Regions from separate parts of the Homo sapiens genome. Here region 1 is linked to region 2. Evidence: chromatin loops called from intact Hi-C (ENCODE). Cell type or tissue: CD4-positive, alpha-beta T cell. All regions are shown on one strand. Each heading gives the region's core, and the rest is flanking DNA. Links, peaks and the distances in the headings are about the cores only. Region 1 has its middle 49 kb from the start of IGF1R. Region 2 has its middle 28 kb from the start of SYNM.

Region 1 (15,959 bases), core at 5,091-13,090, 480 kb before region 2:
GCTAAGCTTTACAACTACGTTGTGATTCTCCAAACCAGTGGGTCTTTCTGGGGAAGCTGTTAACAACTGCTCTAGAAGGAAATAACTCTTACTGTTTCTAAAGTCAAATATTTTAGCCATTAACACACGGAAGAGTTCTCCTGATTCAACCCTTTCTGTCTCAGAACCTGTCCAACTCTTGGCCCTGGTTTGGTTTTTGCTGTCACTTACCCCTGTTCTTTTCTGCTTTCTCCTGTGTTTGTCTCCCAGAAAGCACGCCTGTATCTTTTCCCCTTCAAGTCTGTCTAGCCCACATATCTCCTGAGCCACGAACCCAACAGGTCCCTCCAAGAGGATGCCACTTTCTCTCTCTCGTCATAGATGAAGCCCAGGAAACAGGACTGCCTTTTGCTGTTGTTGTAGGGGGTGAAGCCCTGAAGGAAAGAATTGCCACGATCCTTGCGGAGGAGTTGACACGGGAAATGTTAACGTTCTTATCTGTTTGGAGGAGGCACCGTGTACTCCTTGACAGCAATGCTTAATAGATTGTCTCCCAATAAAGCCAGGGTGAAACAGGATTTACTAATTTCAGGGTGACCATAGTATATGTTATGTAAAATAGTTTTGAAACACTCCCTTCTTTGGTTTGCCTGCAATGATAGTCTTGAAACATTTTTAAAAAATGAATGAGAAACCTTCTTGATGCTAAATACAATGAGGTGGGGAAGGCTCGTGCTCCGCTCTCCAGGCGGTTCCCATACAGCCCTGCCTGGAGGGAAGGTGTGAAGATGCCCACCGTTCTCTAGGCTCTGTCACCTGCCTGCACATTTGCAGGTCGCATGGTTCCCTCAGAAAGATGACAGTCAACATGAGCCACCCGGAGGTGACAGACACACCATAGTAGGGAACAGGTTAGGCCACCCGCCTCAATTTGGTTTAAAAGACTTCCTTCTCTCCCTGTGTCCCACCCCCCCCGCCCCATCTATGGTCCACCTTGTGGCAAGCTAGCGAGGCAGATGTAGAGAGCCCCAGGTGAGACGAGCAAGGCAGCGGAGGAGCTGCCTCAAGAGCCAGCTGATGCCAGCATCCCCGCTCTACACGGCACTAGCTCAAGTCTGCAAGGCCAGTCCCGCTCACCTGACCGACCACGGCCCGCTCCGCCTCCACAAGCCCCTCCTTAAAGGCTGTCTGACTTGGTCACTCCATTTCCCCACCTCCACTCTCCCTGCCAGCCCCTTGAGCTTCATGAGAAAGGGTTGGACAGTTGAAAGTTCTATTTGATTTCCCAGCTCTGTTTTTAGCTTTTCTATGCCCACATTGTAAAAGAAACAACAACAGGGCTGGGTGCAGTGGCTCACGCCTGTAATCCCAGCACTTTGGGAGGCCGAGGCAGGCAGATCACGAGGTCAGGAGTTTGAGACCTGCCTGGCCAACATGGTGAAACCCCGTCTCTACTAAAAATACAAAAATTAGCCGGGTGTGGTGGCGGGTGCCTGTAATCCCAGCTACTTGGGAGGCTGAGGCAGGAGAATTGCTTGAAACTGGGAGGCAGGCGTTGCAGTGAGCTGAGATCGCGCCACTGCACTCCAGCCTGGGTGATAAGAGTGAGACTCCTCTCGGGGAAAAAAAACAAAAAGAAAACCAAAGGAAGTTAGTTAGGCTCAATCGCTCCTGCACCTGGATCCCTGGCTGCTGGTGGGGTGGAGGTGGGAAAATTGCTTGAGCGCAGGAGTTTGAGTCCAGCCTGGACAACATAGCAAAACCCTGTCTCTAAATAAACGAATAAGTAAATAATAAAAAGCGAATTCCTATAAGATTTTGCGCATTTTCTGATGTGAGAGGCATAAACATTGGTCATCTGGGGCTTCGAAGACCTAATTAAAACAATCCATGTGAAACAAAACTTTGGCTTCTAGTCCTGTCGGACCAGTAGCCTCAGTAAAGTCACTCTGCTTTTCCAGATCTCAGTTTTTCCTTTTGGAATACAAGGAAATTGAGACACATTATTTCTGATGTTAGTTTCAAAGCTAACATCCTATGGTTCTAGGAAATATATATATGAATTCTTTTGAAGGAGGGTCCTAAAAAATGCAATGCCATTTTAATAGAATTAGCAAATTTAGGCTGAGTGCAGTGGCTCACGCCTGTAATTCCAGCACTTTGGGAGGTCAAGGCAGATGGATCACCTCAGATCAGGAGTTCAAGACCAGCCTGGCCAACATGGCAAAACCCCATCTCTACTAAAAATACAAAAATTAGCCGCACATGGTGGTGCATGCCCGTAATTCCCTGGCACATGCCTGTAATTCCAGTTATTGGGGAGGCTGAGGCAGAAGAATTGCGCGAACCCAGGAGGTGGAGGTTGCAGTGAGTTAAGATGGCGCCACTGCACTCCAGCCCGGGCAACAGAGCCAGACTCTGTCTCAAAAAAAAAAAAAAAAAGGAATTAGCAAATTTGTATATTTTTTAAAAATTCAAATTAGATTTAAATATTAAAGGTCCTTCTATCAGTATTTATATCCAAGAACTAACGGTCACGAGGTCACATAGAGAGGTCAGAGTGACCACAACATGGAATATTGACTGAGAAACTGATCACTTTTTTTTTTTTTTCTTATTGGAGACGAAGTCTCACTCTGTCATCCAGGCTGGAGTGCAGTGGCGCAATCTTGGATCACTGCAACCTTCACCTCCTGGGTTCAAGCTATCCTTCTGCCCTCTGCCTCCCAAGTAGCTAGGATTACAGGCGTGTACCATCATGCCCGGCTAGTTTTTGTATTTTAAGTAGAGACAGGGTTTCACCATGTTGGCCAGGCTAGTCTTGAACTCCTAACTCAACTGATTCGCCTGCCTTGGCCTCCCAAAGTGCTGGGATTACAGGCGTGAGCCACCACGTCCAGTCCAAACTGATCACTTTTAATATTTATTCTCAATTAACTAGGCTTCCAGGTGTAAGAGTAACACCCACCCACACCTATCACATCACTATTGTTTCTTTGTTATCATTTGTTTTTTGAGACAGGGTCTCACACTGTCACCCAGGCTAGAGTACAATGGTGCAATCATAGATCACTGCAGCCTCAAACTCATGGGCTCAGGTGATCCTCCTGCCTCAGCTGCCCAATTAGCTGGGATTATAGGCACACGCCACTGTGCCTGGCTAAATTTTTTGTTTGCTTGTTTGTTTGTTTGTAGAGACAGGGTCTCAATTTTATTGCTCAGGTTGGTCTCAAACTCCTGGCTTCAAGTGACCCTCCCACCGTGGGCTCCTGAAGTGCTGGGATTATAGGCATGAGCCATTAAATCTGGTCTCACATAAATATTATTTTAGGTCAGCCTCTTTCTGATAATGACACTATAAATATCTAACAATACAAGGCAAAGAAAAACCAAATTGGCCATAAAATGAGAGTATGAATTGTAAAAAAAAAAAAAAAGCTACAAAGGTCAGCCCTGATGAAAAAAATCGCATTATTTTATCACTGGAACTGTTTTGGCAAAACCCTACTACCAAAGACAATAGCTGAGTCACCCTTTGTTCTTACTTAAATTGGTACATGGTTTTCGTTATGGCCTAGATAATTTTCGTTAAATTTTAGTTTATGTTTTTGGTATTAAGCTCCAGTTATACTGTTTTTCCCATCATTTGCTATACAATTTGGTTCCTGCTTTCAATGTTTTGTTTGTTGGTTTGATTGGTTAGTTTTGGTTTTGTTGTTGTTTAAGTAAGGGATGATTCCTCCAGTATTGATCATCAGGCAATGAGAACCCATTAAACTTACTGAAGAAGACCAAAGAGACTGCCAATTTAGAAAGAGTGGGCTGGGCGTGGTGGCTCACACCTGTAATCACAGCACTTTGGGAGGCTGAGGCAGGCAGATCACCTGAGGTCAGGAGTTCAAGACCAGCCTGGCCAACATGGTGAAACCCCGTTCTCTACTAAAAGTACAAAAGTTAGCAGGGCGGGGTGGTGGGCACCTGTAATCCCAGCTACTTGGGAGGCCAAGGCGAGAGAATCGCTTGAACCCTGAAGGCAGAGGTTGCAGTGAGCCAAGATCGTGCCACTGCACTCCAGTCTGGGCGACAGAGCGAGACTCTGTCTTGAAAAAAAAAAAAAAAAAAAAAAAGAAGAAGAAATAGTGGCCAATACTCAAGTAAATTGCCAAGTATAATGGATCACCAAAAACTTGCTCCATAGTGTCAATACTGAAGGGACTTGGGACTGAGTGAGAAGAGGGCTGTGGGGGACTTGTTGCAAATCCTGTTTGGATAATAATAGGTATTGTTTATTGAGGGCTTACTATACTTCAGAGTTTATACATACCATCTCTTTTAAACTTCACAATGATCTTACGAGATAACGACTATTATTTCTCTGATTCTGTAGACCAAGAAGCAACCATAGAGCTGTGCCAAATGGATACATCTACTAAGAGACTAAGGAAGACACAGACCTAGTCAGTCTGGCTCCAAAGCTCAGACTCATATATGTCAATAGTTCTTAAATCACATGGGGTCGCTAGAGGAGGGCCAGGGACCTGGGTCCTTTCGAAAGTTTCTCAGATATGGCTGAGTGCGGCGGCTCACACCTGTAATCCCAACACTTTGGGAGGCCGAGGCAGGTAGCTCATTTGAACCCAGGAGTTCCAGTCCAGCCTGGGCAGCATGGAGAAACCCCATCTCTACAAAAAAAAAAAAATACAAAAAATTAGCTGGGTGAGGTGGTGCACGACTGTAGTCCCAGCTGCTCGGGAGGCTGAGGTGGGAGGGTCACTTCAGTCCAGGGAGTCGAGGCTGCAGTGAGCCATGATTGCACCACTGCACTCCAGCCTGGCTGACAGAGTAAGACCCCATCTTAAAATAATAATAATGACAATAATAATAATTCCCAGATGCTCCACTGTGCCACGAGAAAGGAGACCATTGGCTTAGAGGAGCACTTTGATTCCAACGTGCACATGAATTCCTGGGGAATCTTGTTAAAATGCTGACTCTGGTCAGGAAGTGCTGCAAATTCTGTGATTCTACGGTTCTAATAAACTCTTAGGAGAAGCTCGTGTGGATCCATGGCTACCGTCTGAGGAGCAACTAAGAAATTCTTCCTCTTTAGGGGTTGGGGGGTCATTTTGAAAAAAGTTCTGGGGGTGGTAACCCCCTGCCTCATCTGCAAACCACCCCTTGGTGGCATCACTGCAAGGGACCCTTGAAAACTCACCATCAACCAATTTTCCACAAGCAGGTGGTCTCCCTTGCTTCACAGGGAGGGGAAGTAAAGGAAAGATTAATCTTTCATACTCTGAGCCACAGCAATGCCAACTTGATATGGGTAGGAGTGAAAGGAGAGTCACCTCTAGACACCCTCTCTAGCCCCTTCCATCTTCGGTGGCTTTAACATCAGCCTGGGCAGCTGCTCACTAGTACCCAGGACTGAAGCAACTCCCTCTGTTCTGGCACTTCAAGGACAAACCTCTACTTTGCAAAGGGATCCTGAAGCCATTTTGGTTTCTTGTGGAGCACCATGATCAGTGCCAGTGGAGGGGGAATAGACGTGCTCCACCCTGGTGCCTGGGAGAAACGGAAAGCTTTTTTCTGAAAAGTGTTGCAACCCTCCTGCTTCTAGCTCCTGCTGCCCTCCAGTCGTCCTGTCCCCCAGGGACACACATTGCTGATATCAAATAACTTTTATTGTTTAAAGGTAACTGAATACATTGTGTACAGAAAGATACCGTCATTACCAGATGGACCTAAAATCTACATGATGCAAACAGGCACTAAAAGACACATAGAGAAAGTGAGTGTGCCAGAGAATTACATAAGGCTAGGGTAGACAGGGAGTCACGAGGATGGTGAGATGTTTATTGTCATGACCGTATGTGTGTAAAAAAGGAGCTGTGCCGTTTAACTTCAAAGTGGATGTGAAGAGCAGTGTATACATTTGAGAGCTGCTGAGACAAAGCTCAAATGCCAGGAAACTCCAAGCATTTGGCTTCTGCCACTTCCAAAGAGATGTGCGCATGTGTGTGTGTATTTAAGAGGGAGTGATGAAGAGGGAGCTATTTAAAGGTAATCAGGATGATACAATATTTCCTTTCATTATGTTGCATTGTATCTGGAACTGGATCACGTGGTTTCCACATCTTGGCCATGATGCTTGGGCTTTTTCACTTACCAAGAGCAACATTGAAGTCCCCTGCGAATATGCCCCAGAGGGACCCCAGGAAAGAATGGCGCTGCACACTACTCCCACTCTGAAAACTTCTCCAGGTCTTTAAAATGTCCAGACCTGGGTGGGAAGGAGTCTTCTCTCTCCAGAAGTTATATCTCCAAAACAAATTATTGGTTCGTTTTGTTCTTTGTTTTTGCTGTTGTGTGTTGTGTGAGTTGGAAGGCTCCTGAGCCAGACATGGGAGGGGAACATGCAGCTTGGCACCTGCGTCATTGTTGACACCCAACTGGTTCCTGTCCCACATGTACCACCTCACCAAACCATCACGTATCCTTTGCACATGCAACTCCTCCTTTCTAGAAGCAACAGCCTGTGTCCAAAGCTACTTGCTTTGTGGAAGGGCCCCTCAGCCACACCCGGTTTGATCAGTTTTGCTTTCTTAGCACTCCCCACTCCCAAAGAGTGTCTTGGAGCAGGATCTATGACTCACTGGTTTACCAGGAGTTCACAGCCCCGAGTCATTTAGGATCAGAACATCAAGAACAAAGAAAAGCCCCAGGATGCCTTCTAGGAATCTTATGGCATCCAAAAGGAAAAGTGAGGGTTCCCTGGACTCTCTAATAGCCTCGTGAAACACCAAACATACATTTTAAAAGACCAGAACATCTTCCATCCACTGCTACATCATGAATCCTCATTAAGATGACACTTTGCTCCGAAAATATTCCAGTTGGCATTTTAAGATATTTCCTTTTTAAAACTACTTAAATATCTGATGTGTGAAAAACATTGAATTTTACCATTTGTAATTGGAACCAACATTAAGCAGAGTTTGTCAACAAGGTTTGTGTAGAAATGTATATATACAGACTTTTCATGTACATATATAGCATATGTTGGATGAAGAGATTTATGAAAATACACAACATATAATTCCGTAAAGCAATAATTTGTTAAGCAAAAGAAAAAAATACATTTCAGGGTAAATTTTAGAAGATTTTTTAAAAAACTTTACATGAGAGTTGACTTTATGAGAAAGCATTCCCCTCTGGTAGGTCTGATTGTATCATTGGTGTCTTTCCCACTAGACTGTGAGCTCCACAGTCTGCAGAATGGGAATGTGCAATCTGTGTTTTCACTACCAAATCTCTAGCTCGCACTCAGCACAGCACTTGGCACTACAGTACGGTTCTACAAGCATTTGTTGAATTAACTAAGTTATATTTGACTGCTAGGAAAGCCCACTCTTGCATTGAAAGAGAGAGAGAGAGGAAGGAAGGAAGGGAGGGAAGGAAGGAAAGAGGCTTATTGCTTTCAAATTGATCTATTTAATTCAACACCTGCGAAAGCAATCCTGTAGCTTGGTGTTCCAGCTCTGGTTGTATATGCAAGTCTTAGTCATACTGGCTAATATTGACGGCTTATCACACATCACAGGTCATCTTACCAGATCTTAACAACACTTTTTTTTTTTTTTTTTTTTTTTTTTTTTGGAGACTGAGTCTTGCTGTATCGCCCAGCCTGGAGTGCAGTGGAGCAATCTCGGCTCACTGCAACCTCCACCTTCCAGGTTCAAGTGATTATACTGCCTCAGTCTCCTGAGTAGCTGGGATTACAGGTGCCTACCACCATACCCGGCTAATGTTTGTATTTTCAGTAGAGACAGGGTTTCACCATGTTGGCCAGGATGGTCTGGAGCTCCCGACCAAGTAGTCCACCCACCTCAGCCTCCCAAAGTGCTGGGATTACAGGCGTGAACCATTGCGCCCAGCCACAACACCTTTCTAAGTAGGTAGAATTACCATCATCACTATGCCCATTTTACAGATAAGGACAGTGAGGTTAAATTGTTGCCCAAGGTCACAGAGCCAGCAAGGGGTAGAGCCAGGATTCAAACCCAGGTCATCTGGCTGCACGCCCCAGCCTGAATTGCTGTAGATGCAGTTCTGCAAACCCATTCCTGGGAAAGAATGCTTTATTTTTAGGTGATAAAGACAAGCCATCTACTTCTGCAAAATCTTACATTTTAAATTTGAAATTCAAAGTTAGCAAAGCTCCAAATCAGAACCTACTGAACTCAAATCCAAGCTCAGAAGATGTGACTTCCAGCAAATTACTTAACATCATTGAAGGCTGAAAAAATACCTGTCTCCAAGAGATGATGTGCGGAAATTCTCTGGCTCCTGGTAGGCATGGAACTAATGATCACTAAGTGCGTTTAATGTCCTTGCTAGAGTAAAGAAAGCACTGGGCAAAGCTCATGGCTCCTAGTAGGTCCTCCGTGTCTGTTTTCTCCTTCTCCCTTCTTCCGTCTTTCATACACGTCGGGAGAAGAGTGTGGATATTATGTCCACATCATTGAGATAAAAGATATTTATCAACAAACAATTGCAGTTGCAACGGGAAAGCAAGACAAGAGCATGGGATCCATGGTTTGTGTGAATGCAGATAGCAGGGATGCGATAGCATACATATGGCAAATATTATGTGCCTAAAAGCTGGAGAGCTGCAAAACAGACCATTCCTATTTATAGTGAGAATAGACAGCCCGCAGGCTTTGCCACCACGTGTTCCTCTTGCTGCTCAGGATGAATGGGGGCTTCAGACCAAGTCCCAAGTTTTTAGTTAACAATCCACACCAAGTTTTAGATATAACATTTCCAGGGCCCCTATGTCATGAACTAAATATGTGAGGTTCAAAAAACTGGAATGGAATTTAATTTGCAGTGGGATCAGGACCTTTTGCGAGTAGCTGATGACCTAGGGTGGATGTAACGCATACACATGTGCAGGAGAGAGCTTTAAGCACCAGGGCAGAGCTGAGGCCTTCTTAAAAAAAAATGGTAAATACAATTCTGAGAAAAATCAGGCCCCTGTATTTCTTGAGCTGGAGAGAATTGGGCATACAGGTATGTTTACAAAGACTGAGCTCGCGGAAGAGGTTTTAAAAGACCAAAAAAAAGTCTCAATGGGAAAAGATACCTTCTGCCCTGCCTCCGCCACCTCCTGCTCCTCCTCCTCTCTCTCTCAGCTCATGCGCATGTACACACACACATACACACACACACACACACGCACACTTACACACACTGCACTGACGCACACATACACACACTGCACTGGCAAGGATCCCATCCCCAAGGCTCCTCGCTCCGGAGGGTGGTCACTCCCCAAAGAATGTGCTCTTTGGGGTTCCCCTGCGAGGGAGCCTGCAGCCCTCTCTCCTGGCCCTGCCTGCTCTCTGTCGGTTGCTTTCACTCTCACTTTCTCTTCCTGGAAGCCGTTTCCTGATTTACACTGATAGCCTGAAATCCTATGAATTCAAAGCTGCCACACTGTGTTCATAGCAAACATATAATATATTATTTAGTTCGTTTTCAATTACAAAGATATTTCCTTGAAAACAATCATTCACAGGAACTTGGCCATGTTTTAAATATGGGAAATAACAAAGTGGCCAAGGAAAGCCTTAGTAAACACGCAGGGAGAGCACACCAATCAGTCTTCTTATAGACATTTTTGTTTCCTTACAAAAACTTGAACCTTCATAACTTTTCACAGTAGAACACTGAAAGCCAAGAGACACAAATCATTCTAAAATAGTGAGTTAGCCATACAAAATTACAGAAAAGTCTAGATAAGTTGAATCGTTGGTTTCACTTTTTCCTTTCAAAACACCTTATTGTTAAGAAAGTAAGGCCAAAAAAAAGGAAGAAAGTTAAAAAGCCAAATTGGAAAACAATGGGAAAAAATATTTGAAGGACCTTTTTTTTTTTTTTTTTTTTTGAGATGGAGTTTCTCTCTGTCCCCCAGGCTGGAGTGCAGTGGTGCAATCTCAGCTCACTGCAACCTCCACCTCCCGGATTCAAGCAATTCTCCTGCCTCAGCCTCCCAAGTAGCTGGGACCACAGGTGTGCACCACCATGCCTGGCTAATTTTTTTGTATTTTTACTAGATACGGGCTTTCACCATGTTGGCTAGGCTGGTCTCGAACTCCTGACCTCAAGTGATCCACCCACCTTGGCCTCCCAAAGTACTGGGATTACAGGCGTGAGCTACCACGCCCAGCCAGATCCTATGTTTGATAAGGGACTAACATCCAGAATACATAAAGAATTCTTTCTTTCTGTTTCCCGGCCCCACCAAGGCAGAGTCTCTCTCTGTCTCCCAGGCTGGAGTGCAGTGGCACAGTCACGGCTCACTGCAGCCTGGACCTCCTGGGCTCAAGCGATTCTCCAACTTCAGCCTCTCAAGTAACTGGGACTACAGGCATGTGCCACCAAGCCTGCCTAATTTTTATATTGTTTGTAGAGACAAGGTTTCACCATGTTGCCCAGTCTGGTCTCAAAATCCTGGGCTCAAGAGATCCCCCTGCCTTGGCCTCTCAAAGTGCTGGGATTACAGATGTAAGCCACTACACCCAGCAGGAATTCATATAGCTCAATAACAAAAAAAAAAGACAAATAACCCAATTGTAAAATAAGCAAAAGATTTGATTAGATATTTCCCCAAAGAAGGTATACAATGACCAATAAGCACAAGAAAAGATGCTTTGCATCAGGAGTCCCCAAGCCTGGGCAGTGGACTGGTACCAGTCCATGTGGCCTGTTAGGAACCCAGCTGCACGGCAGGAGGTGAGAGTCGGGCCAGTGAGCATTACTGCCTGAGCTCTGCCTCCTGTCAGATCAGCTGCAGCGTGAGATTCTCATAAGAGCATGAACCCTTTTGTGAACTGACATGCGAGGGATCTAGGTTGCACACTCTTTATGAGAATCTAATGCCTGATGATCTGAGATGGAACAATTTCATCCCGAAGCCATGCTGCTCCCTCCACACCACATCTGTGGAAAAACTGTCTTCCATGAAACTGGTCCCTGGTGGCAAAAAGGTTGGGGACCACTGCTCCACATCATTAGCCATCAGGGAAGTGCAAGTCAAAACCACAGTGAGATGCCACTTCACATCTTCTAAGATGGCAATAATAAAAATGACAGATGAAAGCAAGTAGTAGTAAGAATGTGGAGAAATTGGAACCCTCATATGCTGCCGGCGGAAATGTAAAATAGTCCAGCCACTGTGGAAAACAGTGTCACAGTTTCTCAAAATGTTAGACACAGAGTAGCCATATGACCTGGCAGTTCCACTCCTAGGTGTTTACCTAAGAGAAATGAAATCTGGCCAGGCGTGGTGGCTCACGCCTATAATCCCAGCACTTTGGGAAGCCAAGGTGGGCAGATCACCTGAGGTCAGGAGTTTGAGACCAGGCTGGCCAACATGGTGAGACCCTGTCTCTACTAAAAATACAAAAATCAGCTGGGTGTGGTGGCACATGCCTGTAATCCCAGCTACTTGGGAGACTGAGGCAGAAGAATTGTTTGAACCCAGGAGGTGGAGGTTGCAGTGAGCCAAGATGGTGGCATTGCACTCCAGACTGAGCAACAGAGTGAGACTCCATCTCAAAAAAAAAAAAAAAAAAGAGAGAGAAATGAAATCTACATCCACAAAAGCTTATACATAAATGTTCGTAGCAGCGTTATTTATAATAGTAAAAAAGTGGAAACAACTAAAGTGTTTATCAACTATGAATAGATAAAATGTGGTATATCCATGTAATGTAATATTATTCAGCCATAAAAAGGAATGAAGTGCTGATATATACTACAGTGTGGATAAATCTGGAGAACAGTATCCTAAGTGAAAAAAACCGTGAATAAAATAGCACATATTATATGATTCTGTTTATATAAAATGTCTAGAATAGGCACATCTATAAAGATAGAAAGTAGATTAATGTTTCTCTAAGACTAGGGGTGGTGAAGACGGTAGGGAATGACTGCTAAAAGGTTTGGGGTTTATTTTTGGGGTGATGAAAATGTTCTAAACTTAGGCTGGGTGCAGTGGTTCACACCTATAATCCCAGCAGTTTGGGAGGCTGAGGCGGGTGGATCGCTTGAGGCCAGGAGTTCCAAACAAGCTTTGGCAACATAGTGAGATCCTATCTCTACAAAAAAAAGAAAAAAAAAAAACCATAAAAATGAGCTGGCCATGGTAGCACGTACCTGTAGTCCTAGCTGCTCTGGAGGCTGAGGCTGGAGGACCGCTTGAGCCCAGGAGTTCAAAGCCGTCGTGAGCTAGGATCAAGCCACTGCACTCCAGCCTGGGTGACAGAGCAAGACCTTGTCTCTAAAAAAAAAAGAAAGAAAGAAAAGAAAAATCTATGCTTTAAAATTAGATCATGGCGGATGATTGCATAACTCTATGAATATAGAACACCACTGAATTTAACACTTTAAATGGGTGAATTTTATGGTATGTGAATTATATCTCAGTAAATATATTTGAAATATAAAATTAGTACATAGTTAACATCTCTGTAACTCTGTGCTAAACACCTTAATTTATCATTTTGTTCATAACACACCATAGCACACCTGTTAGACTATTTCTATCCCTAATGGTTAAAAAAAATGTTTTGACATTAAATTGGAAAGAAATGACAATGGTTAGGAGTTAAACTTTCCACTTTTCTCAATATAAGTACTAGAAAATGTCATCATGCAAAGAACAGAATTCATTTACTTCATAGAACAACAACGGATGTACTTTTCAAGGTCCTTCCTACTGAAGAATGCTAAGCACTTAAAAAAAAAGTAATTCTTTTGAGAATTAGAAACACCACCTAAGTATTTTTTTCAAAACTTTCAAATAAACACACCCTAACAATTATTTTATTTTCTCAGGCACTAGCTAAATATCTCAAGTGGGGGCTTTTTTGGTGGTATTTCCCACCCCCCAAGCCCTTGCGTGCAGGTAGTGCCTCATAAGTGTTAAGAAAGTCTATGCACAAAGTAAATGACATCTGCCTACAGGATAGTGGTCCTGCTGTTTACAGTATTTCCACTGGATACACGAAGAAAATATGGAATGATTTTCACACAATTTCTCTGAGTGTTAGGCCATGTATTCTCCTGCTCCTTCTGGAGATTCCAATTCAATACGTGCTCACCCACGAAGCATCTGGGACACACAGGGCATGTGACAAGTGCTTCCCAGGGAACAAAGGTGAGGAAGGTGGCTCCCATCCTTGTGGCACCTTCCATCCACGTGGAGATGAGAAGATCAGCCAACCAGGAGCATCACAGAGCAGGGCCTGCCATCAGAGTGGGTGAGCTTCTTGGGGAGCCTGGGTTTGATATAGACCTGGGAGAAGGAGAGAAGGCAGCAGAAGGAGGGAGGAGTGCAGGGAGCAGGAGGGGGTCTTTCCAGACAAGAGGAACATCATGAATAAAACCTGGATCCTGAGAAGAAAAGGACCAACCTGGGAGAAGAGTTTGGGGGAAGGTGGAGATGACTCAGGGAAGCAACAAAGCCCATTTTCTTTTCTTTTGTTTTCTTCTTCTTTTTTTTTTTTCTTTTTTTTCTTTTTTTTTTTGACAGAGTCTCGCTCTGTCACCAGGCTGGAGTGCAGTGGCGGGATCTCAGCTCACTGCAACCTCTGCCTCCTGGGTCAGCCTGCCGAGTAGCTGGGATTACAGGCACGCGCCACCACACCCAGCTAATTTTTGTAGTTTTAGTAGAGACGGGATTTCACCATGTTGGCCAGGATAGTCTGGATCTCCCGACCTCATGATCCGCCTGCCTCGGCCTCCCAAAGTGCTGGGGTTACAGGCGTGAGCCACCGCACCCGGCCTCAAAACCCATTTTCAGTGCCACTGGATGAGCAGCTCTGCTGGGAAAAAGTGAAGGAGAGGGAGCCAGGAGCACCTGTGGAATACGGATTTGGCAAAATGCCACCCAAGGAAATGAGGACATTGGCTGCTGATTCCAAGGGACTCTCCTCTGCACATGCGCGCTTAGCAGGGTAGATGCAAAAGGCCCTGTGTTAGGGAAGGAGCTCCTGTGTCAGCTGATTGACTTCTCCAGTGATGGTTGGTTCTGCCGCGGGCCAGGACGACCAGCAACAGTAGCAAAGTCCGAAGTGTTGCACGTACGCTTGCTGTTTTTATGTTGGGTCTCAACGGACTAATAATTTATGGAAATATTTCATCATAGTCCAAAACAGAAGCAGAAACTTCCAAACAGTATTTGTTTGGAAGTTTGGGAAGGACCTGAGAACACAGAAATGGCAGTTAAAAACTCAGCATGAACCCAGCAGCAGAGGCTTAGAGGCTGCAGGCAGCGGGAATTCCATTTTCTAACAATCCCAGGAAGGATGAGAGTTAGTGGGGAAAAGAAAGTTATTGAACAGTGGCCGGGAGCAGTGGTTCATGCCTGTAATCCCAGCATTTCGGGAGGCCGAGGTGGGCGGATCAGAAGGTTAGGAGTTCGAGACCAGCCTGGCCAACATAGTGAAACCCCGTCTCTACTAAAAATATAAAAATTAGCCAGGCATGGTGATGTGTGCCTGTAGTCCCAGCTATTCGGGAGACTGAGGCAGGTGAATTGCTTGAAGCTGGGAAGGGAAGTTGCAGTGAGCCAAGATGGTGACACTGCACTGCAGCCTGGGTGACAGAGCGAGACTCCATCTAAAAAAAAAAAAAAGTAATTGAACAGCTTCTGTTTCTCCTATCTGTTTCCTAGGGCCCCTCCCACGTGGCAGATGGGTAGTTTCTGGTATTTACCTTGACTGCTAGGTGAGCTAGTTGGGGCAGGAAACAACACTGAGGTTCCAATGGTCTCAGGAGGAGATTCCTTCCTCCTCATTCATTTATTCCTGGAAGGAAATCATTTCATCCTCTTGTACTTCAGGGAACTTTCTACAGCTTTTCACAGAGTAGTGGACTAAGGATTTTCTCATCACCAGTGAGAGAAAGCTAAATGAGAAAGTTGAAGAGGGGTTGGGAGATGAAAACACAGGGGCAAATTGCATGGAAGATGCCTGCTCTTCACTCCTAAGATGCATGGGCCTCTCAGTCTACCAGGTAACCCCAACCCTCTCTGCAAGGCCATGCTTTAGCCTCTGCTCTTCTAGAACCTTCCTTGGCACCCTCTCCACGGCCGCCAAGATGGCAGCAGTTCTCTCTGGAACCATGGAATCTCACCCATCCTCCCGCCTGACCTCCCTGAGCTGGTTCTGAATCACCAGTCTCTCTCTTGGACAGAAGGAGGAGGCTGACCCAGGCATTGTCTGTGGGTCTGTAGCTTCTAGAGTGATACCGGCACACGGTAACCCCAATAAATGTTTGCTGAGTAAAAAACCAACGGTCTCTTTGGTATCTGATGGTAAATGCAGATGGAAAAGGTCACCACGGACATCTTTTCTTCTTGCTTTGCCCTCAGTGGAGTCTACCTGGCCAGGGACCTGATCTCTTGACCTTTGAAATGGAGCAGAAAATAAAAACGTCTCAGGATTTAGGGATGCCCAAAGGTCACCTGATCTAAACTCCTACTTTTATGGATGAGAAAACAGGACTTTCCAGTGCTAACCCCAATTTAACCTGTCCCCCAAGTGCCCAGAACTTGCTGTGAGATCCTGTTATACATGGGAACAGACAGGGAGGGCGTTGGGTAGGAACAACTCCTACAACTGCAGGAAGTAACATACAGATGATTGGCTCTAGAAGTGGGGGACCTTGGCTCAGGTCCTAGCCCCTCTGTCATTTGGGCAAATCCAGTAAATTTTCAGCCTCAGTCTCCTCATCTAGAAAATGGACAAGAATCATTGTAACTATATGGTTTTCATCACAGGACTTTCGTGAAACATTTGGTCTGAAGGCTCTTGGAAATCTGTAAATGCCTTCTACATGTTAGCTATGGTTTCATTTGTTGTTATTTTCCATAAACCCAAGCCTATTTAAGAAGGGAGAAGACATAA
Region 2 (15,959 bases), core at 3,746-11,745:
CAAGACTGTTGTGAAGATTAAGTCAGCTCATGCACATAGATGAGTGGGAGCTGCTACCTCCTTCCATGCCCATGGGCAGGGGTAGCATTCCAAGTACTGAACAACCCAGAAGGCATAGGCAGCAATCACTGAGAAGGTCAGAGCTGAATATGGGCCTTGGTGTTGCTGTGTTTTCACAGATAGATCCCTAGACGGCTCTGGTTAGTGGGTGCTGTTTGGTCTTATGAATAGGTTTCCGGCTAGGCATGGTGGCTCATGCCTGTAATCCCAGCACTTTGGGAGGCTGAGACAGGCAGATCACTTGAGATCAGGAGTTCGAGACCAGCCTGGTCAACATGGTGAAACCTCATCTCTACTAAAAATACAAAAATTAGCCGGGCATGTTGGCGCACACTTGTAATCCCAGCTACTCGGGAGGCTGAGGCAGGAGGACAGCTTGAACCCAGGAGGTGGAGGTTGCAGTGAGCTGAGATCACACCCCTGCACTCCAGCCTGGGCAACAGAGCAGAGCAAGACTCCATCTCAAAAAAATAAAAATAATAATAATAATGAGTAGGTTTCCCAAAGGTGGCTGGCCTCTCGACCCCAGCTAGGCTGAGGCCCATCCATGCTGCTGGTCTCCAGGGCTGGAAGCACGTGTGGATGGACCCCACTCCTAACCTCCATACCCATCCCTTCTAATACACCTACCCTTGTAAGTGCAGGGCCAAGAATATCTGGAGAGTAACAAAAGATTAGAGACATACCCAGATCCTCCTCTTGTGCTTAAAGCCTGTGTCTTTCACTGCGGTGGGTGTCTGCAAGAGAAAGAACAGTTTGCTACTCTCGCCTTGGTAACGAGCCCTTTCTAAGGACCTGCCATGTCCAAAGTTCCCACAGAAGGATGCATCAGTCCCCGTGTACCTGCTGGAGGGGAAAGGTGTGAGCAAGAGCTTTGCCCGTTGCTGCTATGAATTCACCTGAAATAAATTAATTTGCTCTGTGCTAGTTACAGGCATGTTACAAAGCTTCTTCTTTTAAAGTGGCAGCAAATGTCTCCTGATATTAATGAGGATAATTCTGGGGGAAAAAAAGTCTCTAGAAAGGTTTTTTCTTCTTCCAGAACGTTAGGCTGTCCACATCTCATTACTTGGGGAAGGTTCTCTTTCTCCTGCCTCTTCCACGTTATTAAAAACCAGTTTGTTCCCATGTTCATGTGTGGCTACAGGATTAGACCACATGCAAGAAATTCAACAACAATTGGAACTGGGATTGGAATTGGGGTCAGACTGGGGAGAAAAAGTCTGCCAGCTCTATTTGCAGAAACCCACATGGAAGATAAATTGCAGTGAGAAACTCTGACAGTCGAGTGAAATAATTAATACATCACTGTGAAGTATTTGAAATCACATTCCTCAATATCATTTTCCCCATTTGGCTGCTACCAGTGAATTGAGCTGTGTGATCCTATAGTGTAGTGCTGCTCTCCCCCCAAGAAGCTCACTGGGATTAGGAAATGCTAATGAATTAGGTGGCACATGACTCTGAATATGCTATTATTACACCTACGTTACAGATAAGAGACTGAATCATCAAAAAAATGTAAGTAATCTGCTTGGTGTCAACTTAGAAGTCACGGTGATGGGCTGGGCGTGGTGGCTCATGCCTGTAATCCCAGCACTTTGCGAGGCCAAGGTGGATGGATCACTTGAGGTCAGGAGTTGGAGACCAGCCTGGCCAACATGGCGAAACCCCGTCTCTACTAAAAATACTAAAAAATACCACCGGGCATGGTGATTGGCACCTGTATTCCCAGTTACTCGGGAGGCTGAGGCAGGAGAATAGCTTGAACCTGGGAGGCAGAGGTTGCAGTGAGCCAAGATTGTGTCATTGCACTCTAGCCTGGGACACAAGAGCAAGACTCTGTCTCAAAAAAAAAAAAAAAAAAAAAAGTCATTGGTGATGATTTGGAAGGATCCGCTGCCCTACCCTGGCTGGTATAAATTCATAGCTTCCCCCAGGCCAAGCCTAACAGACAAAAGTGAGGGGGAATATATGTCCTGAAGTCTCTGGCCTTCAGACCTCTCCCCATTGTGTGAGGGGGGGAAAGGGGAGGCTGGGAGGAATCCTGCAGAGACAGGAGGCATCTGGGAGGACCAGTGTGGGGACTGCACACCTGCTGTTGACTGACTGTTGCTAGGAGGACAGGGTCAGATGGATTCCAAATAGAGAAACAGGCACATTGCTCCAGGGCTGCAGCTTCGGGCCCCTCGCTCAAAGTTATCTAGAAGACCTGTATGTCTTTGACATATGGCCCTGAGGGGTGTGGAGCAGGTGAGGAGGCGGGGTGCCTTGCACTTTCCCCAGTCCATTCACCTCCTATTTTGAGGCCAGGAGGATGGGACAAGCTTATGTCTCCCAAAGACTGCTGAGAAGAGACCACTCACATCGCTTTGAGCTCGGTCCAAGAGAGGAACCAGAGCTGGGAAACTTGGAGAGGTCACTGGGTCCTGAAAACGTTGTCATTTCAACCCTGGGTGGGGGGGGCTTTTATGTTTGCAGGAGATGGAGGCCTGCAAGCGTCTTTGGGAAGGTGTTTCCCTAGGTTCTGGAAAAGCCACCCAGACAAGCACACACGTAGGGATGCCATCTGCCCCATGCATGTGCGGGTTCTTGAACAGGGATGCAAACTACCGACTGCATCCACCCTTCTGATGTGATCTGTTTGGCCTAAACAATGTTTTAAAAATAAACAAGTTCACAGTTAAAAATGAGAATCTCCTTACTTCTTTTTTATGTTTGTTTGTTTTACTTTGAGATGGAGTCTCGCTCTGTCACCCAGGCTGGAGTGCAGTGGCACAATCTCAGCTCACTGAAACCTCCGCCTCCCGGGTTCAAGTGATTCCTGTGCCTCAGCCTCCAGAGTAGCTGGGATTACAGGCGCGCGCCACCACACCTGACTGATTTTTGTATTTTTAGTAGAGAGAGGGTTTCACCCTGTTGGCCAGGCTGGTCTCAAACTCCTGACCTCAAGTGATCCACCCACCTCAGCTTCCCAAAGTGATGGGATTACAGGCATAAGCCACCGCGCCCGGCCTTACTTTTTTCTTAAAGCAACAAAATCTGAAAATCTAGCATTGCTCCACCTACATTTGCAGATGGTCCCAACTCCCCTCTGGACAGGGTTTGTCGGCTCCAGTGCACCCCTCCTCCATAGCACCGATATTGCTTGTAGCTCCCCCACCCCACATGGAAGCTGAACACTTATCACTTCATTTGCACCATTGTTTTCATTATAGAAGAGCCTGTGTTTCTTTGTACCTGGGTCTCTATCAAACATAGATCAAAATAATATGGTAAGGTGTCTCTGTGACTCCTCAGAGGCATTTGGGTTTGCATCCCCTGATATAGGAGATTTTCTCTCTTGAAGTCAGAAGTCAGTGAGGTTTCTTCTGGATAATATTTTTCCTAAAAACGGACCTAGACAACCTGCAGCATCCAACTGTTGTTTGTTTTTGAGGAAATATTAATAATAAAGCTAACATTTATTGAACACTTGCTCTGTGCCTGACAATTTTCCAAGCTCTTTACATGAATTTTTTTTTTTTTTTTTTTGAGATGGAGTTTCGTTCTTGTCGCCCTGGCTTGAGTGCAATGGCGCGATCTTGGCTCACTGCAACCTCCACCTCCCGGGTTCAAGCGATTCTCCTGCCTCAGCCTCACAAGTGGCTGGGATTACAGGCATGAGCCACCATGCCAGGCTAATTTTTGTATTTTTAGTAGAGACGGGGTTTTACCATGTTGGTCAGGCTATTCTCGAACTCCTGACCTCAGGTGATCTGCCCGTCTCGGCCTCCCAAAGTGCTGGGATTACAGGTGTGAGCCACGGTGCCCAGCCTACATGAATTAATTTAGGTAATTCTCACAAGGATATGCAGTAAATACAATTATTGCTAATTTATTTTTTTTTAATTTTTTTTGAGACAGGGTCTTGCTCTGTCACCCAGGCTGGACGTACAGCAGTGCGATCATGGCTCACTGTAGCCTTGACCTGGCTCAAACGATCCTCCCGACTCGGTCTCATGATTAGCTGAAACTATAGGCACGTGTCACCATGACCAGCTAATTTATCTTGTTTTGTTTTTTTGTTGTGATGGGGTCTTGCTTTGTTGCCCAAACTGTACATTACTGCCATTTAATAGGTGACGAGACAGAGGCATAAAAAACTTGAGTAATTTTCCCAGCGTCTCTCAGGGAGGAAGTGGCAGAGCCAGAATTCAAATGCAAGTATCACAAGCCATGGGGCCCCAGAGATGGGGCAGTTACCTGCTATGCTATCCTGTCTGTGTGGGGCTTTCCTGGACCAGTTTTCACAGGTTCATCAGTCAGGATGGGCTACTAGACCATGCTACATACAGAAGTAACCCTCAAATCTCAGTGGCTTAAAACAACAAAAGCTTATTTCTTGCTTATGCCACATAATTACTGAGGGTCAGCTGATGTGTCATCGTGGTCCTGGACAGACAGAGCTAACCCATCTGGAACACTGCCAGTTGCCATGGCAAAGAGGAAAGAGAGCATAGCCCCTATGTATCAGCTCTTAAAGGCTTTTCCCCTAGAAAGTGGAGCTCATCACTTCTGCTCCAGTTTCACTGGCCAAAGCAAGTCACATGGCCAAGCCCAACTGCAAGAGGCTGGGACAGTGCAACCCTCCTGCAGAGAGAAGGGCTGATGAGCAGTTTGCAGAAGAGGAGATGAAGCTGACTTGCAAGATGCGCATTTGTGAGCCTCAGGAAATAAGTAGAGCTGTTTGGGGGCCCAGAGGACAAAGTTTGCACAGAGTTAGGAAGATGGCTTTCCTCCCTACCTCTGCTGCAGCTCCTTAGACAGCACTGGTGGCTTCAGAAAACTCAGGATGCCCACTTATCAGGACTATTGGCATGCAAAGGGGCACATTTCTGTACCCATTGCTTTGCATATGCTGTTTCCTCTGCCTGGGTCTCTTCCCCACCCCACCTCCTCACCTACTTAGTTCCTTCATCCTTCATATCTCATCAATAAGTTCAGTTCCTCTGGGAAGTCTCTCTTATAGCTTCCACTGGATTAGATGCCCTGCTATACTGCATAGCACCCTTTGGTTTTAATTGCCTGCACTTATTAAAGATTATCCTTGCATGTGGATCTGCATGATAATGGGATTGTGCTTATTTTCCCAAAAAGCCTGGAAGCTTCATGAAGGCAGGCTCCAAGACTGTCTCACTCACCTTGCACCCCCAGCACCTGGCACAGTATGAGGCACATCACCAAGTCTCTCCTTAGTGCCAATGAATGCCAGTGAAGACAGGCCATGCAGTGGGGGACTGCAGCTGATAAACAGGACTGTGGGAACATGGGAGGTTCCCCTTCTAGGACTTCAAGAAATAATTTAGGGGAAATTTCCAGGGGTTCAGAGGTCCTGTAGCTGAGGTAGAGTCAAGACAGGAGAGAGTTCATAGGAACGATAAGCAATATTTTATCAGAGGCCCCCCAGAACCCCTGATCCTGAGTCAAGGATCAGGAGGCAAGCAGTTTATATGAGAGGTGATCTCAAGGCCCACAGGCAGGGGACTAGGGAAGGAGGCAGGAATGGGGAGGAAGCCAGCCATTCTCGTTATCAACGTGGCCACTGGAGCACATCCTACCCAGCACACGCATTCTGGGTGTAGTGTAAAACACATGCCTAGAGTTATCCCATCTAAGCAGTGAGGGAGCTGGGGTATTTATACACCGACTCCAGTTGATCATTGATCCAGGGTTGCTCTCAGGGGGCTGCCAAGTGGACAACGGAGATGGCTTCTGCAGCAAGAGAAAACCTCAGATGGAAATGCAGGTGCTGGCAGTTGCAGAGCAATGGGTATGGGCAGGGCACAGTTGGCATGTGCTTCACTAAGGAAGAGTCCATTTACACCATTCTCACTGTGGCATCTCCTATACTGGTGAGAGCCGAGGTTCTACTCTAAGCTTCTCAACATCCATTTTGCATTTTTTGGCTCTCTGGGAGTGCTCTGGGAAGTCCTTACATAGACTCAGGCTAGTCTGGTGTAGAATTTACGTTTACGGCTTGGCCATATCTCTACTGCTATTTCATTCATCATTCATTATTTCACTTTACAGACCCCTCAAATGCTTACTGAATTTCTCTGTTTGGCAGGCACTGACCTAGAGGCTGGGGTACAACAATCAGATAAAGCACAATCTCTGCTTTGAAGTACTTTATAAAGCAGTATTTCCCAGGATTTAGAGAGGTGCTAAATGCCAAACAAGATATTTTGTTAAATAAGTTTGAAAAGCTTTGCAAAATACAACCTCTTCTTGGATAACTGCAAAGCACATTGACATATTAAAGGCTCTGAGAATGTCTGCAGAAAAGATATCTGTTTATTTTACCTAGGATTTTCCACACTTATTTGGCATTGGAGCCCTTTTCTACCAAATTGCCTTTATTAACATCCCAAGGAACTTGAATTCTGTGGAACATACTTTGACAAAGTTATTGGATTTCCATCCAATCCACTGAAGGCCTTAATAGAGAAAAAAAAGGGCTGAGTAAGCAAAAATTCACTCTCTGGTCTTTGAGCTGGGTCATCAGCTTCACTCTCTGGTCTTTGAGCTGGGTCATCAGCTTCACTCTCTGGTCTTTGAGCTGGGTCATCAGCTTCACTCTCTGGTCTTTGAGCTGGGTCATCAGCTTCACTCTCTGGTCTTTGAGCTGGGTCATCAGCTTCACTCTCTGGTCTTTGAGCTGGGTCATCAGTCCTTTGCCTTTGGAATTGGACTTGAACTGGAACTTACATTATTGCCTCTCCTGGTCTCAGGTCTTTGGCCTCAAGACTGGAACAATACCATCAGCTTTCTTGTGTGTCCAGCTTGCCAACAGCAGATCTGGGGACTTCTCAGCCTCCATTATCATGTGAGTTGCTTCTTCATCATATATGATATATCCTGTTGCTTCTGGTTCTCGGAGAACCCTAACTGATACAAATTTTGGCTGAGATTTTTGATGGGATGGTCCGCAGGGCCTCATGGCTCACAGGCTGCTTTATAGATGAATAGCTACAAAGGAAATCTCGAATCCTTCACATTAATTACCTGCCCTGGGATACAGACACTATCTGTCTCCTCATGGAGTCAGAGTTCTTGGTTCTCAGAAACATATAATTTGTATATTCATTAAAAACACTATTTATACATTCTGATGGGAAAAAGTCCAAATAATAGAAACACTGACAGTAATTACACTTAGTTTTGGAGCTAATTTTATTGAAAAATTGTCCTTAAATTGTTTCTTGACTTTGCCCTTAATCATGACGTGTTAAACACTCACAGGAAATCAGCATATGGCTCTTTAATGAACCAGCAGTGCATGACCAAGAAGTGTGGAGGTTGGTGTTTATTTTGAGATCAAAGGGAGAAAAATGAAGCCCAGAGGTATTTGTTTTCAGAAAAAAAAATCACACTCTTGTGTGTGAGGGTGACGGGAATCTTCTTAATTTAAGTTTTCTCCTGACTGTCCTATTTACTCCCACCACTAATCTGAATCTATAAATAGGGTTTAAATATTGCCCCTCTGGCTGTTTACTACACAGTCAATTATTTACTTTTAATTAAGAGATTTCCAAAGAGCATCCTTCCATTTCACCCTTGCAGCCAAACAACAGAGGGTGTGGCCTTTCCACAAAGAATGACTTTCTGTAACTCACATCCAAGAAAAGACACTGAAACAGGAAGAGACTAAGGAGCAGCTCCTCTCTGACTTGAAGGAAAGTCAGGCTTAATGATGATAATTTTTTCCCCCAGAACTTAAAAAAAAGCTGTATGCTCACTACGTGATGCAGGATGAGGCCCGAATCTGGCACAATTCCTGGTCCCAGGTCTGTTCCGTTCGATCCTTGGTTGCTTCCTGCTTGCCTCCGTCCTTCACCTCCCCAAGAGTTCGGCAAAACCCTGGTTGTCGAAATGCTGTAGTGTGGATAACACGCCATCTAGTGGTTAACAGGACAATTGCAAAAATAGCTTCACAGGTCATATGTCAAACTATTCCAAAATTGGGCTTCAGACCTCAGTTATCTATGCCACTGGTCCTCAGGGTTTGCTTCACATGAAAATCACCTGAGGAGCCTTTAAAAATCTGATGTCCAGGCCGTACCCCATCACAATTAAATCAGAATCTCTGGATGTAGGGCCCAGACATCAGCGTTTTTAAAAATCCCCAGGTGATTCCAAAGGGCAGCCAAGCTTGAGAACTGGTGACCTTTGCAACCAAAACAATGGATTAAAAGGTAGAAACACTTTATGCAGTGATTATAAATCACATGTATCATAAAAAACATTTCCTGTATAAAGCATATATAGAGGTTGCTTTTTTCCTTCTTCTTCATACTTGGATTTTATTGATTTTGTTTAGACAGGGTCTCACTCTGTCCCCCAGGCTGGAGTGCAGTGGTGAGATCTCGGCTCACTGCAACCTCTGCTTCCTGGGTCCAAGCGATTCTTGTGCCTCAGCCTCCCGAGTAACTGGGACTACAGGCGTGTGCCACCACGCTCGGCTAATTTTTGTATTTTTAGTACAGATGGGGTTTTGCCATGTTGGCCAGGCTGTCTTGAACTCCTGACCTCAAGTGATCCACCTACCTCAGCCTCCCAAAGTATTGGGATTACAGGCATGAGCCACCATGCCTGGCTTACAGTAGTACTTTAACATTGCTTTTTCAACTTAATATGTTATGGATATCTCATATAGTCAATACGCTAGATCTAACTCATTTTCTTTTTAAAAAACTTTTATTTTAGGTTCAGGGGTATATGCGCAGGTTTGTTATATAGGTAAACTCATGTTATGGAGGTTTGACGTACAGACTATTTTGTCACCCCAGTATGAAGCGTAGTTCCCAATAGTTATTTTTTTCTGATCTTCTTCCTCCTTCCTCCCTCCACCCTTAGGTGGTCCTCAGTGTCTGTTCTCTTTTTTGTGTCCATGTCTTCTCATCGTTGGACTCCCACTTATAAGTGAGAACATGCAGTATTTGGTTTTCTATTCCTGTGTTAGTTTGCTAAGGATAATGGCCTCCAGCTCCATCCATGTTTCTGCAAATGGCATGATCTTGTTCTTTTTTATGGCTGTATGGTATTTCATGGTGTATATGTACCATATCTTCTTTATAAAGTCTACTATTGATGGGCATTTAGGTTGATTCCATGTTTTTGCTATTGTGAATAGTGCTTCAGTGAACATAATGTGCATGTATCTTTATAATAGAATGATTTATATTCCTTTGGGTATATACCCAGTAATGGGATTGCTGGGTCGAATGGTGGTTCTGTTTTTAGCTCTTTTGGGAATCGCCACTCTGCTTTTCACAATGGTTGAACCAATTTACACTCCCATCAACAGTGTATAAGCATTCCCTTTTCTCCACAACCTCACCAGCATCTGTTATTTTTTCACTTTTTAATAGTAGCCATTCTGACTGGTGTGAGATGGTATCTCACTGCAGTTTTTATTTGCATTTCTCAAATGATCAGTGATCTTGAGCTTTTTTTCTTACGCTTGTTGGCCACATATGTCTTCTTTTGAAAAGTGTCTATTCATGTTCTTTGCCCACTCTTTAATTAGGTTGTTTTCTCCTTATAGATGCTGAATATTAGACCTTGCAAATATTTTCTGCCATTCTGTAGGTTGTCTGTTTACTTTGTTGATAGTTTCTTTTGCTGTGCAGAAGCTCCCACATTTTATTAGATCCCATTTGTCAATTTTTGCTTTTGTGGAAATTGCTTTTGGTGTCTTCACCATGAAATCTTTGCCAGTCCCTATATCCAGAATGGTGTTGCTTAGGTTGTCTTCCAAGGCTTTTATAGTTTTGGGTTTTACATTTAAGCCTTGAATTCATCTTGAGTTGATTTTTGCATATGGTGTAAGGAAGGGGTCTAATTTCAATCTTCTGCATATGACTAGACAGTTATCCCAGCACCACTTATCAAACAGGGAGCTCTTTCCCCATTGCTTGTTTTTGTCAGCTTTGCCAGAGATCAGATGGTTGTAGGTATGTGGCCTTATTCAATGCTATTCCTATCAAACTACCAAGGACATTCTTCAGAGATCTAGAAAAAACTATTTAAAAATTCATATGGAACCAAAAAAGAGCGCAAATAGCTAAGGCAATCCTAACCAAAAAGAACAAAGCTGGAGGCATTACCTTACTCGACTTCACATTTTACTACAGGGCTACAGTAATCAAAACAGCATGGTACTGGTACAAAAACAGACATTTAGACCAGTGGAACAGAGCAGAGAGCCCAGAAATAAGGCCTGATTTTCAATAGCTGTGAAAAATGAAAAAGCATCCGTAAATATGTGTCCTTTGAGGTATAACATCCACCAGTGGATTTCTTTGGTTAGATGGTGTATATGTTTGACATTTAACCAAAGCTTCTGGCCAGCGTTCTTCATCCAAAGGACAGCAATTCACTCTCCCACTAACACTGTATGAACTGTTCCATCTACACCTTCATAAGCACTGAATGCTATCAAGCTTTTTAATTCTTGCCAATATGATTTGTGAGAAATGCTATCATGTTACCTTATAAAATACATTGCATTTCCCTGTCTAGTGAGTCTGGGGATCTTTCATTTATTGACCATTTTCATTTCCCTTCCTATGTATTGCCCAGTCACGTCCTTTCTGCATATTTCTATTGGGTAAGTTTTTTTCCTTATCAGTTCCAAGAGCTCCTTATATATTACAGATATTAACTCAGAAATCAAGAATGTTGCAGATATTTTCCCCAATCTGTTCTTGTGTTTTAACTTTTATTACTTTTTATTTATTTATTTATTTGAGACAAGGTCTTGCTCTGTTGCCCAGGCTGGAGTGCAGTGGCCCAATCACGAACTCCTGGGCTCAGACAATTCTCCCACTTCTGCCTCCATGCCTGGCTAATTTATAAATTTTTTTTGTAAAGACAGGGTCTCCCTAGGTTGCCCTGGCTTCTCTTGGCGTCCTCAAGTGATCCTCCCACCTTGGCCTGGCAAAGTGTTGGGATTACAGTCATGAGTCACTGCACCTGGCCATGTTTTAACTTTTTATAGTCAAGCTTGTCTTTTCTCTTCTGGATTCTAGATTTCCTGTTATGCATAAGCAATACCCCCCACCCATGCCATGCTCCAATCTTGAAATTATACACATTTTCTCCTAAATTTATTCCATTTTTTTATTTTTCATTTAGGGTTAATTCATTCATAATGATTTTATTCATGGCTGGAGGTGTTATTTTCCAGATCAATAACCAATTATGTTAGCAGTATTAATTAAATAAATCATCTTCTCTCCCACTGAACTAAAATGCCATCTTTATCATGTATTAAATTTGAATATATACTCAGATTTTTTTTGACTTTCTGGTCTTCTGATCTGTACACTTATTTATAAGCTAAAGTCATACAGTTTTAAAATTATTATATTAGTTTTCTAGAAAGTTTTAATAGCTGGTAAGGGAATCCCACCCACTGTCTTTTCACAATTAAATATTTTTGTTGTCAGTTCTAAAACATTTAGAATTTCTCCAATATAAATGCTAAGTACTTTTTGTATAGCCCCAGGAAAACACCATTGATATTCTGATTGGAATTAATTTAAGGTACATATTTATTTGGAAATCACTGACATTTATGATGATTAATTCTTCCCATTCAAGGACATCCTGTGTCTCACAATTAGTTGAAATATTGTTTTTACACCCTGTAACAAAATGTATAGCTTTCTTCATGGAGGTCTCATAATTTTTGGTAAATTTTAACAGTTAATTTTTCTAAGTAAATAATATAATGGCTATACAGCACTTAACCCAAAAATCCAGTGTGTAGTAACTATTACAAATGTTAGGTATTAAAATTATTGTTGTTATTTTGATTATTAGCTTTACTTATTCTCATTGAGTAAAATCATAGAAAATATAAAGCTTGAAAAAGCTCTTTGCTGGTTAACTCACATGGACCCTCGATATTGTAAAAATGTAATTTCTCCCCCAAAATTGATCTATAGAATCAATACAATTCCAATAAAAATTCTAGGAGATTGTATGTGTGTGTGTAAATTCACAAGTTGCTTGTAAAATTTATATAGAAAGACAAAGAGCCAAAAATAACCAAGCCAATCTTGAAGGAAAATAAGAGGACTTATACTAGAGGATATTGAGACTTCTTATGAAGCTCAATAATTAAGACAATGTGGTATTTGGAGCAAGATTAGACAAATGACGAATAGAACAGAATAGTCTAGAGGTACACACACATGCTCAATTTATGACAAAAGTGACAAGTCGGAGCAATGGGAAGGTATGATCTTTTCAATAAACAGTGCTGGGTCAATTAGAAATCAATGTTTATGTTAATCTCTATAAACATTTTACACTAAAATCAGTTCCAGATGGATTATAAATCAAAATATAAAAGGTAAAACAAGAAAACATATAAAAGACAATATAGGAGAATGCCTTCATGACCTTGGGATAGACAAAGATTTCTTTCACAGGATACAAAAAAACAAAAGAAAGTAAAATATTGGCTGGGCATGGTGGCTTATGCCTGTAATCCCAGCACTTTGGGAGGCTGAGGTGGATGGATCACTTGAGTTCAAGAGTTCAAGACCAGCCTGGCCAACTTGGTGAAACTCTGTCTCTACTAGAAATACAAAAATTAGCCAGGCATGGTGGTGGGCAACTGTAATCCCAGCTACTCAGGAGGCTGAGGCAGGAGAATAGTGTGAACCCAGGAGGTGGAGGTTGCAGTGAGCTGAGATCACAGCACTGCACTCCAGCCTGGTTGACAGAGCAAGACTCCATCTCAAAAAAGAAAAAAAAGTAAGTAAAGCATTAATAAATTGACCTATATTAAGATTAAGAACTGTTTATTGAAAGGCACCATTATTTGGCTCAGCATAAGAAAATCAATCAATGCAATATACCATATTATTGGAATAAAAGAGAAAAAACAACATGACCATCTCAATATATGCAGAAAAAGCATTTGACAAAATCCACCGCCCTTTCATAATAAAAACACTCAACAAACTAGGAATAGAAAGGAACTCCCTTAACCTGATGAAAGGCATCTATGAAAACCCCACAACTAACATCATTCTTAATAAAGAAAGACCTAATGGTGAAAAGGCAAAAGATCTAAGATTCTCCTAAGATCAAGAACAAGGCAAAGATGTCCATTTTCATTATTTCTATTCATCATTGTCCCAAAGGCTCTAGCCAGGGCAATTTGGAAAGAAAGTAAACTAAAAGGCATCCAGACTTGAAAGGAAGAAGACTATCTCTATTTGCAGATGAGATGATCTTGTATATAGAAAATTCAAAGGGATACATACCAAAGAAACTTATTAGAATAAATGAGTTTAGCAAGGTTGCAGAATACAAGATCAATATACAAAAATCCATTGTATTTCTATATATGAGCAATGAGGAATCTGAAAATGAAATTAAAGAAATAATTCCATTTATAGTAGCATCATACGGAGTAACACAGGAGTAAATTTAACAAAAGATGTGCAAGATTTGTAAACTGAAAAGTACAACACATTGTTGAAAGAAGATTTAAAGAAATGAAAAGACATCCATGTTCATGGATTGGAACACTTAATATTTTTAAGATGGCAATACTCTCCAAATTGATCAACAGATCCAATTCAATTCCAAGCAAAATCCCAGCTGCTTGTTTTGCAGAAGTTGAAAGCTGATCCTAAAATTCATATAAAATTTTCTGATTCAAGGGACCCAGAATAGTCAGAACAATCTTGAAAAAAAAGAATGAAGTTAGAAGACTCAAACTTCCTTGATTTCAAAACTTACTACAGAGCTACAGCAATCAAGGCTTTGTGGTATTGGGATAAGGATAGCCATATAGATCAATGAAATAGAATTGAAAATCCAGAAATAAACCCTTGTACTAATGGTCAATTGATTTTTGACAAGCATGCTGAGGCAATTTAATGGTGGGAAGGAATATTCTTTCCAATAAATAGTGCTGAACAACTGAAGATCCACGTGCAAGGTGTGAAATTGGATCCCTACCTCACACCATACCCCAAAATTAACTTAAAATGGTGGATCATACACTAAAGCTAAAACTATCAAACTTAGAAGGAAACATAGGTGCAAATCTTTATGATTTTGGATTAGGCAATGATTCTTTAGACATGATACCAAAAGTACAAGTAACCAAAGAAGAAATAGATAAATTTGACTTCTTCAAAATTAAAAACTTTTGTACTTCAAAGGATGCCATCAAGAAAATGGAAGACAGCCCATAGAATGATAGAAACTATTTGCAAATCATATATGTGATAAGGGACTTGTAGTCAGATATAACTCTTACAACTCAACAAAAAGAAACAAATAATACAATTTAAAAATGAGCTAAGGATTTGAATAGACATTTCTTTCTCTTTTTTTTTTTTTTAAAAAAAAAACAGAGTCTCACTCTGGCAACCAGGTTGGAATGCAGTGGCATGACTTTGACTCACTGAAACCTTTGCCTTCTGGGTTCAAGTGATTCTCCTGCCTCAGCTTCCTGAATAGCTGGGATTACAGGCATGTGCCGCCATGTCTGGCTAATTTTTGTATTTTTAGTAGAGATGGGGTTTCACCATGTTGGCCAGGCTGGTCTTGAACTCCTGGCCTCAAGTGATCCTCCTGCCTTGGCCTCCCAAAGTGCTGGGATTACAGGCATGAGCCATCGCACCAGGTTGAACAGACATTTCTTCAAAGAAGATATACAAATTGCCAATAAGTAGATGAAAAGATGCTGAACATCATTAATCAGGAAAATGCAAATCAAAACCACAATTAAATACCACTTTCTATTCTCTAGGATAGCTATAATAAAAAAGATAGACAATAGCAAGTGCTGTCAAGGATGTAGAGAAATTGAACCCTCATACCTTGCTGATGGGAATGTAAAATGATGAGGTTGCTTTTAAGAACAGTTTGGTCATTCCTCAAAAGGTTAAACAGAGTTACATATGACCCAACAATTTCACTCCCAGCAATAAATTCAAAAGAATTGACATCATATGTTCACAAAAAATTTTGTACACCAGTGTTCATAGCAGCATGATTTATAATGGCCAAAAAGCAAAAAAAAATTCAAATGTCCATCAGCTGATAAACTGATAAACAAAATGTATTATATGTATACAATGGAATACACATGTCACAACATGGATGAACTTTGAAAACACTTTGCTAACTAAGCCAGACACAAACGGTCACACATATTGTATGATTCTATTTATATGAAGTGTCCAAAAAAGGCAAATACAGAGAGACAAAGTTTAGGTTAGTGGTTGCCAAGGATGAGAGGAGAAGGGAATGGGAAGTGATAGTTAAACGGAATGGAGTTTTTTGGGGGATGATGGAAGTGTTCTGGAATTGGATAGTGGTGATGAATGAACAACCTTGTGGATATACCAAAAACCACTGAAACATACATTTTAAACATGTGTATTTTATGGTATGTAAATTAGATCTCAATTTTTAAAAGATCTCATTAAGAAAAAGAAAAGTCAAGACTCAGTGTGCGAGGAAATATTTGCAATGTGTAACCATAGAGGTACAAACCAGAGATACAAGAAAGTACCTGTGGCCTGGCGCGGTGGCTCACGCCTGTCATCCCAGCACTTTGGGAGGCCGAGGCGGGTGGATCACGAGGTCAGGAGATTGAGACCATCCTGGCTAACACGGTGAAACCCCGTCTCTACTAAAAATACACAAAAAATTAGCCGGGCGTGGGGGTGGGCGCTTGTAGTCCCAGCTACTCGGGAGGCTGAGGCAGGAGAATGGCGTGAACCCGGGAGGCGGAGCTTGCAGTGAGCCGAGATTGCGCCACTGCCCTCCAGCCTGGGTGACAGAGCAAGACTCCGTCTCAAAAAAAAAAAAAA

What was found. Hi-C counts contacts between places; a loop is a spot of excess contacts. Peaks named below come from ENCODE experiments on the same cell type or tissue, not always from the same donor. Only the 100,000 strongest peaks of a DNase experiment are listed, where the experiment ranks them.
Region 1: it touches region 2 in a loop (2.7-fold over the local background); 1 of 110 quality-filtered maps calls a loop at or near these places.

What each region holds. Positions count from the first base shown.
Region 1 is chr15:98,591,235-98,607,193 of GRCh38, forward strand. No RefSeq gene overlaps it. Among named protein-coding and RNA genes, the nearest start is that of IGF1R, 49 kb to the right of the region's middle. RefSeq lists enhancers at 1,152-1,651, 8,757-9,257, 9,258-9,758, 9,381-9,530, 13,806-14,306. In CD4-positive, alpha-beta T cell, for the core only: no CTCF peak of the experiment used is centred there; a DNase peak (open chromatin) is centred at 9,337; H3K4me3 peaks cover 933 bases; H3K27ac peaks cover 272 bases.
Region 2 is chr15:99,068,900-99,084,858 of GRCh38, forward strand. No RefSeq gene overlaps it. Among named protein-coding and RNA genes, the nearest start is that of SYNM, 28 kb to the right of the region's middle. RefSeq lists an enhancer at 4,174-4,363. In CD4-positive, alpha-beta T cell, for the core only: CTCF peaks have their summits at 7,994 (motif pointing left) and 8,195; a DNase peak (open chromatin) is centred at 7,982; H3K4me3 peaks cover 502 bases.